Regions from separate parts of the Homo sapiens genome. Here region 2 is linked to region 1. Evidence: chromatin contacts called from ENCODE Hi-C or POLR2A ChIA-PET data. All regions are on one chromosome and are shown on one strand. The core of a region is the stretch at or near the end of the contact, and the rest is flanking DNA. Distances in the headings are between cores, read along the strand shown. Region 1 has its middle 63 kb from the start of LINC01267. Region 2 overlaps SLC6A6 (solute carrier family 6 member 6).

Evidence for each region. A loop is a pair of places that touch in the nucleus more often than their neighbours do. ChIA-PET counts read pairs that join two places held with the same protein, here RNA polymerase II (POLR2A). Pooled maps may share reads with other maps.
Region 2: a pooled map of gastrocnemius medialis shows a loop between it and region 1 (5-fold over the local background). The contact joins two enhancer-like sites. A Hi-C loop is called at or near these places in 3 of 50 pooled maps. POLR2A ChIA-PET finds 5 or more read pairs at or near these places in 4 of 52 experiments (AG04450, B cell, H1 and 1 more).

The regions. Positions count from the first base shown.
Region 1 is chr3:14,286,304-14,292,068 of GRCh38, forward strand. No RefSeq gene overlaps it. Among named protein-coding and RNA genes, the nearest start is that of LINC01267, 63 kb to the right of the region's middle. RefSeq lists enhancers at 4,784-5,485, 5,486-5,765. Within about 2 kb of position 2,938, at least 2 of the 41 ENCODE cell types and tissues checked have a DNase peak (open chromatin) inside an H3K27ac peak, as active enhancers do.
Region 2 is chr3:14,432,278-14,438,042 of GRCh38, forward strand. All of the region lies in intron 2 of SLC6A6 (solute carrier family 6 member 6), which reads left to right. Among named protein-coding and RNA genes, the nearest start is that of SLC6A6, 33 kb to the left of the region's middle. RefSeq lists enhancers at 1-497, 1-284, 1-278, 2,322-3,233, 3,234-4,145. Within about 2 kb of position 2,755, at least 14 of the 41 ENCODE cell types and tissues checked have a DNase peak (open chromatin) inside an H3K27ac peak, as active enhancers do.

The DNA.
Region 1 (5,765 bases), core at 1,688-4,187:
TTCAGCAGGGAGGAGACACCCCATCTCTGTTCCTCGCCTCCACGGCCATGGCTCCTACCTTCTGCCTTGCACAATTCAGGCACCATCTGACAGAATACAAAAGCAGCCATGCCCTGTGGATTATTTAACTCTGAGGTCACAGCCATTCCCTGTGGATTATTTAACTCTGAGGTCCCAGCCATGGTCCTGAGTGGCCTTAATGTGTAGGCCTTGCCTTTGTGATTTCAGTGTCCCCCATCTTTTTTTTTTTTTTGAAACATTGTCTTGCTGGGTCACCCAGGCTGGAGTGCAGGGGTGCAATCTCTGCTCACTGCAACCTCCGCCTCCCGGGTTCAAGCAATTCTCCTGTCTCAGCCTCCTGAGTAGCTGGGATTACAGGCACCCACCACCACGCCAGGCTAATTTTAGTATTTTTAGTAGAAACGGGGTTTCTCCATGTTGGCCAGAGTGGTCCAAACTCCTGGCCACAGGTGATCCACCCACCTTGGCCTCCCAAAGTGTTGATTACAGGCGTGAGCCACCGTGCTCGGCCAATGTCCCCATCCTAACCAAAGGAGAGAGTGGAAGGTTGAACCAAAGGAGAGAGTGGAAGGTTGGGACAGGGACCAGCCCCATGTTACGTTCCCCTTCTTGTTCTAGGACTTTGCATGCTTAAGTTCTTGGCATTTGAAATCTTCTCTGTTCTCCTGATTGCTTTGTTTCTTAGCAAGGATTGGGGTAAAAGATCTCCCCCAGAGGAAGTGGTAAGGACAGAAGCTGAACAATAGGGCTGAGAGGGCTCTGGCACAGGAAGGATGGGAGACTGATGAGAGGGAAGTAAGAAATTGTTGGAAAGAGGCCAGCAGGAGAGGAGGGAGGTACTGATGTTACCTGGCTGTGGCACCAGCAGTTTGAGACCTGGAGGGACAGGTGTCTATGTGGGGTATCACGTGGTTGGGGAGGGGTAATTTCCACCTGCAACTGGGGGCTGCCTGAAACCCGATCAGAAGACTCATGGCATGGTGCTAATGGCCTCAGGGAGCTGGCAGGAAGCAGCTGGGCTGAGAAGTGGCTGCTGTGGCTCAAGGTGCCTGCTGGGTCCCTCTGCACTGCATTTGCTGTCGAATGTGCTCTCTGGCCAGGAACGCTGGGCTTTCACGTGCCACCAAGCACAGGATCCAAGGAGGAGAGATGGCCTATACTTGGTTGCCCCGGTTTCCTCATCTGTGCTGTGAGGTTGATCATCCATGGCAGGCCCACTTCCCAGTGTTGATCATCCATGGCAGGCCCACTTCCCAGTGTTGATCATCCATGGCAGGCCCACTTCCCAGTGTTGATCATCCATGGCAGGCCCACTTCCCAGTGTTGATCATCCATGGCAGGCCCACTTCCCAGTGTTGATCATCCATGGCAGGCCCACTTCCCAGTGTTGCTGGGAGTCAGAGCCGGGTGGTGGACGGAGGGAGTCTGTCCTGGCTCAGAGAGTGGCACGTGTGTCTTCTCCTTGGGTCAGCCTTCAGATCCAGTAGATGACCTTCTGGAACCCACAGCTCAGAGGCTAAAACTCACATGCCAACAGCATTTGCAAATGAGGGACGCAGCCCCAGCGCCATTCCTCACGTCATTGAGGGGAAGAATAGTATAGTGGCCATGAGCACAGACTGGTTTTGGCTAGACTGGGTCCAAATCTTGGCTCTGCCACTTACCAACCGCAGACCTCTGAATCTCGGTTTCCTCGTCAACAAAGGGATTAATAAACAGTAAAATAAATCATTGGCAAATAGCATATCGATACCTTCTGTTCGCTTATCCTGCAGCCATGACAGACACTGCTAATCATTCAAGATATTCTTTCTCACTGACCCTCAGAATCTTCTGTATGTCCAGAGCTCCAGGCAGCCACTCCCAATAGGTAGGATTTGGCATGTGAGATGAATCTTTTTTGTCATCTCATTACGATACCTTTAGAGCACAGTTTCTGGCACATAGCAGATCCTGCATAAAAGCTACCATTCAGCCTCTGCTCATTGCAAGAATCCTTATCCATTATCCCCAACTTCTGCTTACTCACCTCCAGTGACGGGAAGCTCACTGTTTCCTGAGAGTAGCCATTCCATTGCTGGACAGTTCTGATGATTAGGAAGTTCTCAAATGACCCTCCCTTTTTCCTCAAACAGTCTATAATTCTATGGCAAAGAGCCCCCTTCCTTCCTGCATGAGCTGTCATTTACAGATTTAGGTGATTTATTTTTAGGTGATAAGTTTGAACCTCCTGAGGAGTAAACCCTTTCTCTCAGCTTGCATATAGTTGATCCCAGGCTAGCTAAGCATCTTCAGCACTTGATGGACATGTTTGGGGGAGTGAGAGTGTGTGTGTGTGCATGTGTGTGTGTGTGTCTGTGTCAGAATGTATGGGTGAGTAGGAGAGATTGAGAAAGAGAAAAAAGAGAGAGAAGACAGAATGAGAGAATGTATTTTAAAGCATACCAGCCAATGTCACTCCTTATGTAAGCCCAATAGCTTCCCAGGGGATTGGGGTTGTATTCAGGGCCCCATCATTAGCTGATTAAGGCTGATTATTCCAAGGGGAGGGGGTAGTGAAAAGGGACAAGAAGTTACATAACTATCCATTTATTTAGATTTAATCCATGTTTCTAAATTTAGGAGCTGGAAGAATTCAAAGGTGCGCCCCCTGGCATTAGAAGTGGTGCTGGCCACACAGGGGAACGTGGGTGTGGTGAGTGTTGGAGACCAATACCACCCAGGGTCACAGTGGGGGATTTTTCCCAGGGCACAGTTCAGGGACTTCATCTCACAATCCCAGGAGAACTGTAAAAGGACCCAGTATTGCTCAACCCATTTCATACCCTGGAGCAGGTGCATAATGTGACTAGGATGGGGGCAGTGTTACAGAGGGGTGGAGAGCATGCTGATGTGGGAGAGGGAACCAGAACTGAATGTCCTGTGAAGGGGAGCAGCTCTAGGAAAACCTGGACAGTCATGGTCACCCCCAGGGTATCGCATGTGTTCATGCATATGTCCTAGTGTGGCCATTTCCAGATGGATTCCCTTTCTGCGTGGACTCATAGCTTTGCTGTTCTAAACATTTTGTGCAGGGGTGTAGAAAATCATGAAAGTCATTCAGGTTCTGCCTTCCACAAGGTCGCTGCATTTAAGTGGGCCTCTCTCATATCAAAAATAGTGTAGGTTCACATACATAAAGAGGTAATTTATTTGCAGATGGCTGCAAAGGACACTCTAACAAAATAATTATTACAACTTTTTTGGAAGCTAGAAGTATCTTGAGCAAAGGGAGTCATTTTCTGATTTGAGCAAAGACACCACATGGGCTCACAGTGACCTGCCTCTAACTTCCACGGATGCTGACTGTATCCAACTCCGAGTTCACATCAATAGTGATCCTGTTTAGAGAGAAGCTGCTGAAAGCTGAGGATAAAGAACAGCTGCAGAGCTGTGACTCATCATTCAAGGTCTCAGAAACATTGCAAAGGCCATTGCAAAGAGGTGACAGCACTCTGTAAGAGCGCATGAGGTAAGGTGCATATAAAAGCACTTTATTAACTGTAAGGAATCCACATTCATTTGAGGAAAGGCTGTGAAGTTGTGTTATAGTAGAACACATGCCAGACTTGAACTCAGCGGCTTTCTAGTTCTGTTACCAGTAAGAATCACATGGAAAAAAGGCTGCAAGAGACCCTGCTCCAGAGCCTGGCTCACAACGAACCCTCTATGAATGATTGATTTCTCTCTCAACACTACTTTTAAAGCACCCCGGCAGTGTGGACACTGGAATGTGATATTTTCTTTGAAACCCTATGTACTTACAATAAAATTCCAATTTGTTACCCTGACTAAAAATCCTGTGTCTGACGCCCTGCCCCCCAGTCCCACTCATGCCCTGCCACACTCTCTGGGCTCACTCTACTCCTTCCCTTGAACACACCAAGCCCATTCCTACCCCAGGGACTTTGCACTCACCACTCCTCTTCCTGGAACACTCTTCCCTCATCTTTCCTTGACTGGCTGTTTATCCTCATTCATGTCTCAGCATGAATGTCACCTCCTAGATGGAAAATAGCCCCTGGTGCCTCCAACCACCTCACTCTACTTCAACTTTCTGCATTGTCCTTACTGCTTTCATACACTTTCATCCTCTGCTTGCTTATTTTCTGTCTCCACCACCAAAATTTAAGCTCCACAAGGGCAGAGATTTTTGTCTGTCTTGCTCACTACTGTAGTCCAAACGGCGGGTGTCTGACAGAGGGTGTTGATGAATGACCGCACTTTGTGAGAATGGAGAGGTCAGCACCTTCCACGCTTAGGAGCCCCTCTCAGCTTCATCCTTCCCCACTCCCCCGCTTTTTCTCTCCACGGATTGCCTCTCCTTTTGTCCACATTTCTCTCATATTCCACTAGATGACTTCCCACTCTTTTCCTTATCCCCTTGCTTGCTCTGCAGAGAGCTTTGAACATCTTGTTCTTTCTGTTCTCAAGGCTGGGATGACTTAACCTTCCCCCTGTCTCATCTTTCTGAATATCCGTCTGTTGGCTTGGATCCTCTTCTCTTTGACCCTGGGAGAAAAACATGAAGCCAGCATGGGAGTCAGGGGTGGGAGAGAGTTTAGATGACCAAGGAGCCACTGCCTCCAGAGGCAGGGAGTCCTCATTCCTGAGGCTGTGAGTGGAGGCTGAATGACCACGGCCTTCTCACAGTCCACCCCACCCTCTGGGGAGGCCTGCAGACTCTGCCGCTGCTGCAGACAAGCTTTTACTTCCCTTCTTCAAGCCACGCTTTTAAAAAATCTGCTATGTGAGCACTCCAATGAATTGGTTTGGCTTCTGCCGGCTGTTAGCTGGACTAAGGAATTTGAATGGCACTTTACAGCTTACAAGGCTCTTTCATCATTCATTAATTTGGCAAATGTTTACCTAGCATCTGCATGACAGGCATGCCTTTATTGTTTTATTGGGCTTCACTTTATGGCACTTCAAAGACATTGTGTTTTTTACAAATTGAAGGTTTCTGGCAACCCTGTGTTGAGCAAGTCTCTCGGCGCCATTGTTTTCAACAGTGCATGTGCACTTTGTGTCTCTGTGTCACGTCTTGGTAATTCTCAGAATATTTCAAACTTTTATCAGTATTATTATATCTGTTACGGTGATCTGTGATCAGTGATCTTTGATGTTACTATTGCAATCGTTTAGGGGCACCATGAACTGTGCCCATGTAAGACGTGAACTTAATCTATCAATATGTGTATTCTGCCTGTTCCACCAACCGGCTGTTCCTCCATCTCTCTCCCTCACCCCAGGCCTCCCTATTTCCTGAAACACAACAGTATTGAAGTTAGGCCAATGATGGCCTCTAAGTGTTCAAGTGAAAGAAGGAGCCATACATCTTTCACTTTAAACCAAACGCTAGAAATGATTAAGCTTAGTGAGGGAGGCACCTCGAAAGCCAAGACTGACTAAAAGTGAGTCCTTTTGTGCCAAATAGTTAGCCAATTGTGAATGCAAAGGAAAGTCTTTGAAAGAAATTAAAAGTGTTATTCTAGTGAATTCACAAACAATAAGACAGTGAAGCAGCCTTGTTGCTGATATGGAGTAAGTTTGAGTGGTCTGGACAGAAGATCAAACCAGCCGCAGCATTCCCTTAAGCCAAAGCCTAATCCAGAGCAAGGCCGTAACTCATCCATTCTTGTTTGTTTGTTTGTTTGTTTGTTGGTTTGTTTTGAGACACAGTCTCGCTCTGTTGCCCAGGCTGG
Region 2 (5,765 bases), core at 1,505-4,004, 150 kb after region 1:
AATAATCCTGGGCTCTGCAGAGCCTGTTTCAGGCTCATGGTCTACCCTACCCCGCCCCCATTTCCGGCAAAACCAGGCTGAGGGCTGGGCTGCTAGCGAAGCTGACAGCAAGAGTGACAGCCCTGTCCTGTCGCTGGTGAGTCAGTGCCAGGAGGTGGCTGCCTGCTGACTCACCCACTCCTTCCGCAGGCTCCAGGGGCCCCTACAGCAGCCTGACTCCAGCCAGCCCTGGGCCATGGGGGAAGGAGATGGAAAAGGGGCTTGGCTCCCTCTGACCCTTCACCCAGCCCCTGCACCCTGGAGCAGAGCTGCAGGCAGTGTGACCGTTGTGCTGTTATTGGCCTAAACACATAGCAACAGGAAAACAACCCCAAAACCCCAGCCTTAAGAGCAAGTCCAACAGTGCGCGACTCCCCAGGTCAGGAGAAGCCCCGATGTGTGCAGAATCTGCAGATGGGGCTGCTCTCGGCCCTGCCTCTGGCTGTGGAAACAGGCCTCCAAGTACCCAAGGTAGGCATTTTGGTGGCCCTCCCCAAGCTCCTCTTTCTCCTCCAGCCCAGCTGTGGGTACCAAGTGCCCTGGAAGTCTACTGAGTGGTGTCCAGGGTCCCCTCAGACAGCATCCCAGAGACTTGACCTTCCTCTGTGTGTCCAGGCTGTCAGGCCCAGCTCTCAGGGACTCTTTGACCAGAGACGTCTTTGAAGCCTACCCTTGACCAGACACGGAACCTTGTCCTTCCTCTGAACTTGTAGAATAATTTTTGTTTCTTTAACAAAACGAGCCCCTCCCTCCTTCTCTAGTCGTTAGTGCTGTGAAGGTGGGACGTTAGTGCTGTGAAGGTGGGACGGTGACCCAGTACCCCTGTGATGGCCCTGGGCCAGGTGTGTAGCAGGTGCTCAGTCAGCCAGAGCTTTTGTTCCCTCCCGCCACCTCCCCCAGAGAGAATTGCCCCAGGTAAGCGAGTGCCTGCTCAGAGCAGAGTGGGCAGATGACTTCCCAAGAGCACATTACAGCAAAGGGTGACCCTGTTCCTTTCAAAGCATGGCTTCACCCATGGAGCCGGCAGGGTTTGGGCTTCCTGCACAAGGATGTTGTGTTTGTGCCACCAGTCTTAGGTGTTAGGTCCTTGGTCAAGGGGAAGACATTCTGGCCACCCACCCCGCAGGTTCTCAGCTCATGGTGAGGAACCCAGGCGGCCGAGGTGTGGGGTTAACGACTCTACAGGCCCCACCAGAAAGTGTTAGCTGAGCACGGTAGCTCCCATCTATAATCTCAGCACTTTGGGAGGCCAAGGCAGGTGGATCACTTGAGGTCAGGAGTTTGAGACTAGCCTGGCCAACATGGTGAAACCCCATCTCTACTAAAAATACTAAATAATTAGCTGGGCGTGGTGGCAGGCACCTGTAATCCCAGCTATTCAGGAGGCTGAGAAACGAGAATCTCTTGGACCCAGGTGGCGGAGGTTGCAGAGAGCTGAGATCGCACCCTGCACTCCAGCTTGGGCAACAGAGCTAGACTCTGTCTCAAAAAAAAAAAAAAAAAAAAAAAAAAGTCATAAGTACCTGCAGGGAAAAACCCAACATGGGCCCTTAAGTTCCCTTTCAGAGTAGAAGGGAAGGGTTGGTGGTCAGGGACAATCCAGGGCTTTTAGCCAAAAGCGTTGAGCCCTCACTGGGGCAGCACAAAACTTGGGATAAATCCAGGTTCTAACTCTGGCCTTGGGGGCCCCGTCCCCTCTTCCTCTCTGCCACACTCTGGCTTTCTGTTTCTTCACTATGTGCACCATGGCCCTCTTTACACCTGCTGTTCTCTGCTCTTAGAACAGTGTTCCCCCAGTTCTTTGCCCCCAGTTCTTTGCCTCAGCTTCAGTGTGGCTAAAAGCTTGTTCCCTAGAGCCGAGCTTCTGGGTTTGAATCCAGCTGTATGACCCTGGGCAAGTGGCTTTACTTCTCTGGGCCTCTTTCCATCATCCGGGCTGGTGAGGAGTAAGTGAGTGAGTTGGTGTCTGGAAAGGGCTTGGCACAGGGCCTGCCCACAGTGAGTCCTCAGCGAGCTGCTGTTGTTATGAAATGTCACCTCCGCAGAGGGGCCTACTTTGTTGTTTTCTGTGTGCTGGGCACTGTCATAAATAATTGCTCATTTATGTGTTTAGTGTCTATCTCCCCTTCTGCAGGTCAGCTTGGTAGGGCTCACCCACTGTCTCCAGTTCCTAGAGCAGTGCCTGGCACATAGTAGGGTGAGTTAACAGCCACTGCTTGCCAAAGCCACTCAAACCTTTGTTCTAACCCTGGACCTCTGAGATGCAGAGGGGAAGTGACTTGGCCTGCATGACCCAGCTTTCTGACCTCGCCCACTGCCCTTTCCCCGACTTAGCTGCTTGGGCTCTGCTGTGGGGCACCTCCGTTTGGAGTATGGTGTGTGCCTCAAACACCTTCATCTGGGGCAGCGCCAGCCACCCTGCCTCATCCTGGCCCTTCTCAGGCCATCCTGCCACCGGGAGCCTGCCGTGCCTCCACCCCTCCCCCTGCAACTGGCACGGTGGCACTCTCCTTGCTGCCTCTCCTCTGCTGCCAGACTGTGGTTCTCTGGGGCTTTGGGCCAGGTCCTGCCACTTCCAAGGAGATGATAAAACAGTTTGGACCCAGTCCCCAGACCTTATGTTCACCTGCCAATGTTTTTATGAGGGGAAGGTGACAAGTTGGCTGTCTATTAGACTCATACCGTGTCTCGCCACCCCCGGCGTTGTTCCAGAGGCTTGTTCTTTGCAAAACCTGCTCACTGTCATCCACTCTTCCCCAGCAAACCACAGACTAAGAAGAACTACGTGGTCTGGCTGGTCCCCATCCAGAGGTCACCTTGCCCCAGGGTGGCACCAAGGTCATGGAGTTGGGACGTGGGTGCAAATCCTGGCCCACTGTCCTGTAGCTGTGGGACCTGGGATAAGGCTTCCCCCTTCTCTGAGCCTCAGTCTCCTGATCTGTGAAAGGCAAGGCTGATGAGGCCGGGGGTGAGGTAGAGGCTTTTCTGCAGGGCTTAGTGTGATCCAGGCAGGAGGCTTCTAGCGGAGGTCGGGGGTCTCTGAGGGTAGACCCGTACTTTGGTGGGGTGGAGGTTGCAGTTAAATCAGGAGAGGGGAGGACCTCACCCGAGGATGCTGAACCCCAGGTAGATAACAAGCCCCTGTCCCAGAGACGGCATGCTGAAACGATTTCCTCAACAGAATTCACTTTCACTACGACCAGAATATTTTTGCTCATTGTTTCGGCTTTGTTCCGGGCAAAACAATGCCTGGCTTCCTGGATGACCTCACCGGGACAAGCCATCAGGGCTGTAGGCCAGCCTGGTCAGCATCTCCGCACGAGCCCATTCTTCCCTTTGCCACGGCCACCTTAGGTGACCTGGGGGCAATAGTGTGACCAAAGAGAGCAGACTGGCCACAGGCTGAGTCTGGCCCCCTCTGTGTTTGTGTTTGACCCAGGTGGTGGTTTAGAAACTGAAAAATGTGTGTGTGCATATAAACCAGATTTCAACATCTCTTGAGAAGCTGGAGGATCCAGCCCCAGTGGGCACCAGTCCCGAAGGCACCTGCAGTAGTGGGAGCTAAGGAGAGCTGCCTGTGAGAGTCCAGACTCCTCCTGTCCCCTGGTTCCCACTCTTCCCTGCGACCTCCCCACCCCAGTGGACTCCTGTCCTTTGCCCACCAGGCCTCTGGAGGCTTTGGAGCTCGCCACGCTTGAGTTAGCCTTTCCTTGGGAGCAGATAACCAACAGATACAGACCTCATGATACAATTCAATGATTCAATCTCTTAAAGGTGTACTTTTAAAATATATATAAAAGAGAAAAAGAAAGGCTTTGATTAATTTCCACTTAAAACAGCTACTCCACTTAGAGTGATGGAAAGAGCTTCTACTTTATTATTATTATTTTTTCATCTTTTTAGAAACAGGGTCTTGCTCTGTCACCCAGCCTGGAGTGAGGTGGCATGATCACAACTCACTGCAGCCTCCAACTCCCGGGTGCAAGTGATCCTCCTACCGCAGCCTCCTGAGTAGCTGGGACTGCAGGCGCACGTGACCACACCTGGCTAATTTTTTTTTAACTTTTTGTACAGACAGGGTCCAAATGTGTTGCCCAGGCTTATCTGGAACTCCTGGCCTCAAGCCACCCTTTCACTTCAGCCTTCCAGAGTGTTGGGATTAAAGGTGTGAGCCACCACGCCCACCCAGGAATAGCACTCTTAACAACAACTCCCTTTTTTTTTTTTTTTTTTTTTTTTTTTTTTTTTTTTTTTTTTTTTTTTTTGGTGCTTAATTGTTAAACACTAGGGCCAAGGAGAGTGCCCTTGGCAGGCATCACTAATAGATCCTGGCCATCCTGCTCACTGAGCCTGTACCTAGCCCAGAATCTATGGAGACAGTGGTCCAGGGAGCCCCATCAGAGTTCCCTGTTTGCTAGAGGAGGGCTCCAGTCCAGCACGCCATCTGTCCTGCCTGAGTCTGTGCTGTTTCATTAGCTGGCCTGGCCCAGCCCTGTGGCCCTTGGCACTGACTGCTCCCCAGGCCCTGTCCAGCCTCCTGAGCCCCGTCTCCATCATGTGGCCCTTCACTTCCCTGTTTGCCTTTGCCTAGTTCCCCAGTTTGTCAGCCGGCTTGCAGCTGGCTCCTTAAAGACACCAGACCCCATTTCATTTGATCCATAGCAGCTACAGTAGTTGAGAACATGGACTTCAGAGGCCAAGACAGACCTGGGGGGCATTTGGAGCTTAAGTGGCCTTTTCCTCATGTGTGACTGTGGACAAGTGACTTCACATCTCTGTGCTTTATCAGCACAGGAAGGATGGGAGCAGCACCCACTGAGGGGATTAGCTAAGAAAATGAAAATGTGCTTGTAGTCAGTGCTCTTTTTAAAAAGATGCATATTCTGCTTGTGTATATGGTCAGTGCTTAATAAACACAGCTATCTTTTTCTTAAAAGTAACTTTTTTTGTTTTTTTTTGGAGACAGGGTCTCGCTCTGTCACCCAGGCTGGAGTGCAGTGGGGCAATCATGGCTCACTGCAGCCTTGACCTCCAAGGCTCAAGTGACCCTCCCACCTCAGCCTCCCGAGTAGCTGGGACTACAGGCATGTGCCACCACATCCAGCTAATTTTTGTAGTTTTTGTAAAGATGGGGTTTTGCCATATTGCCCAGGCTGGAAGTTTTAAAATTGATAAATAAAAATTGTATATATTTATGGTGTATAACATGATGTTTCACATCTGCGTATGTTGTAGAATGACTGGATCAAGCCAATTAACTTACGTATCACCTCGCTTCCTAAGCATTTTTTGTGTGTAGTGAGAACGCTTAAAATCTACTCTCAACAGTTTTCAAGTATACAATATGTTATTAATTTTAATCAGCATGACACCATGACATACATAATAGATCTATCAAACTTACTCCTCGTACATAACTGAAATTTTGTGGTTTTTGACCAGCAATTCCCCAATACCTCTAACCATCCACTTTTTCTTATTTATTTATTTATTTATTATTTTATTTTATTTTATTTATTTTATTTTTTTGAGATGGAGTCTTGCTCTGTCGCCCAGGCTAGACTGCAGTGGTGCGATCTTGGCTCACTGCAGTGTCCGCCTCCCGGATTCCAGCGATTCTTCTGCCGTAGCTTCTTGAGTAGCTGGGATTACAGGAGTGCATCACATCATCTGGCTAATTTTTTTTTTTTTTTTTTTTTTGTATTTTTAGTAGAGATGGGGTTTTA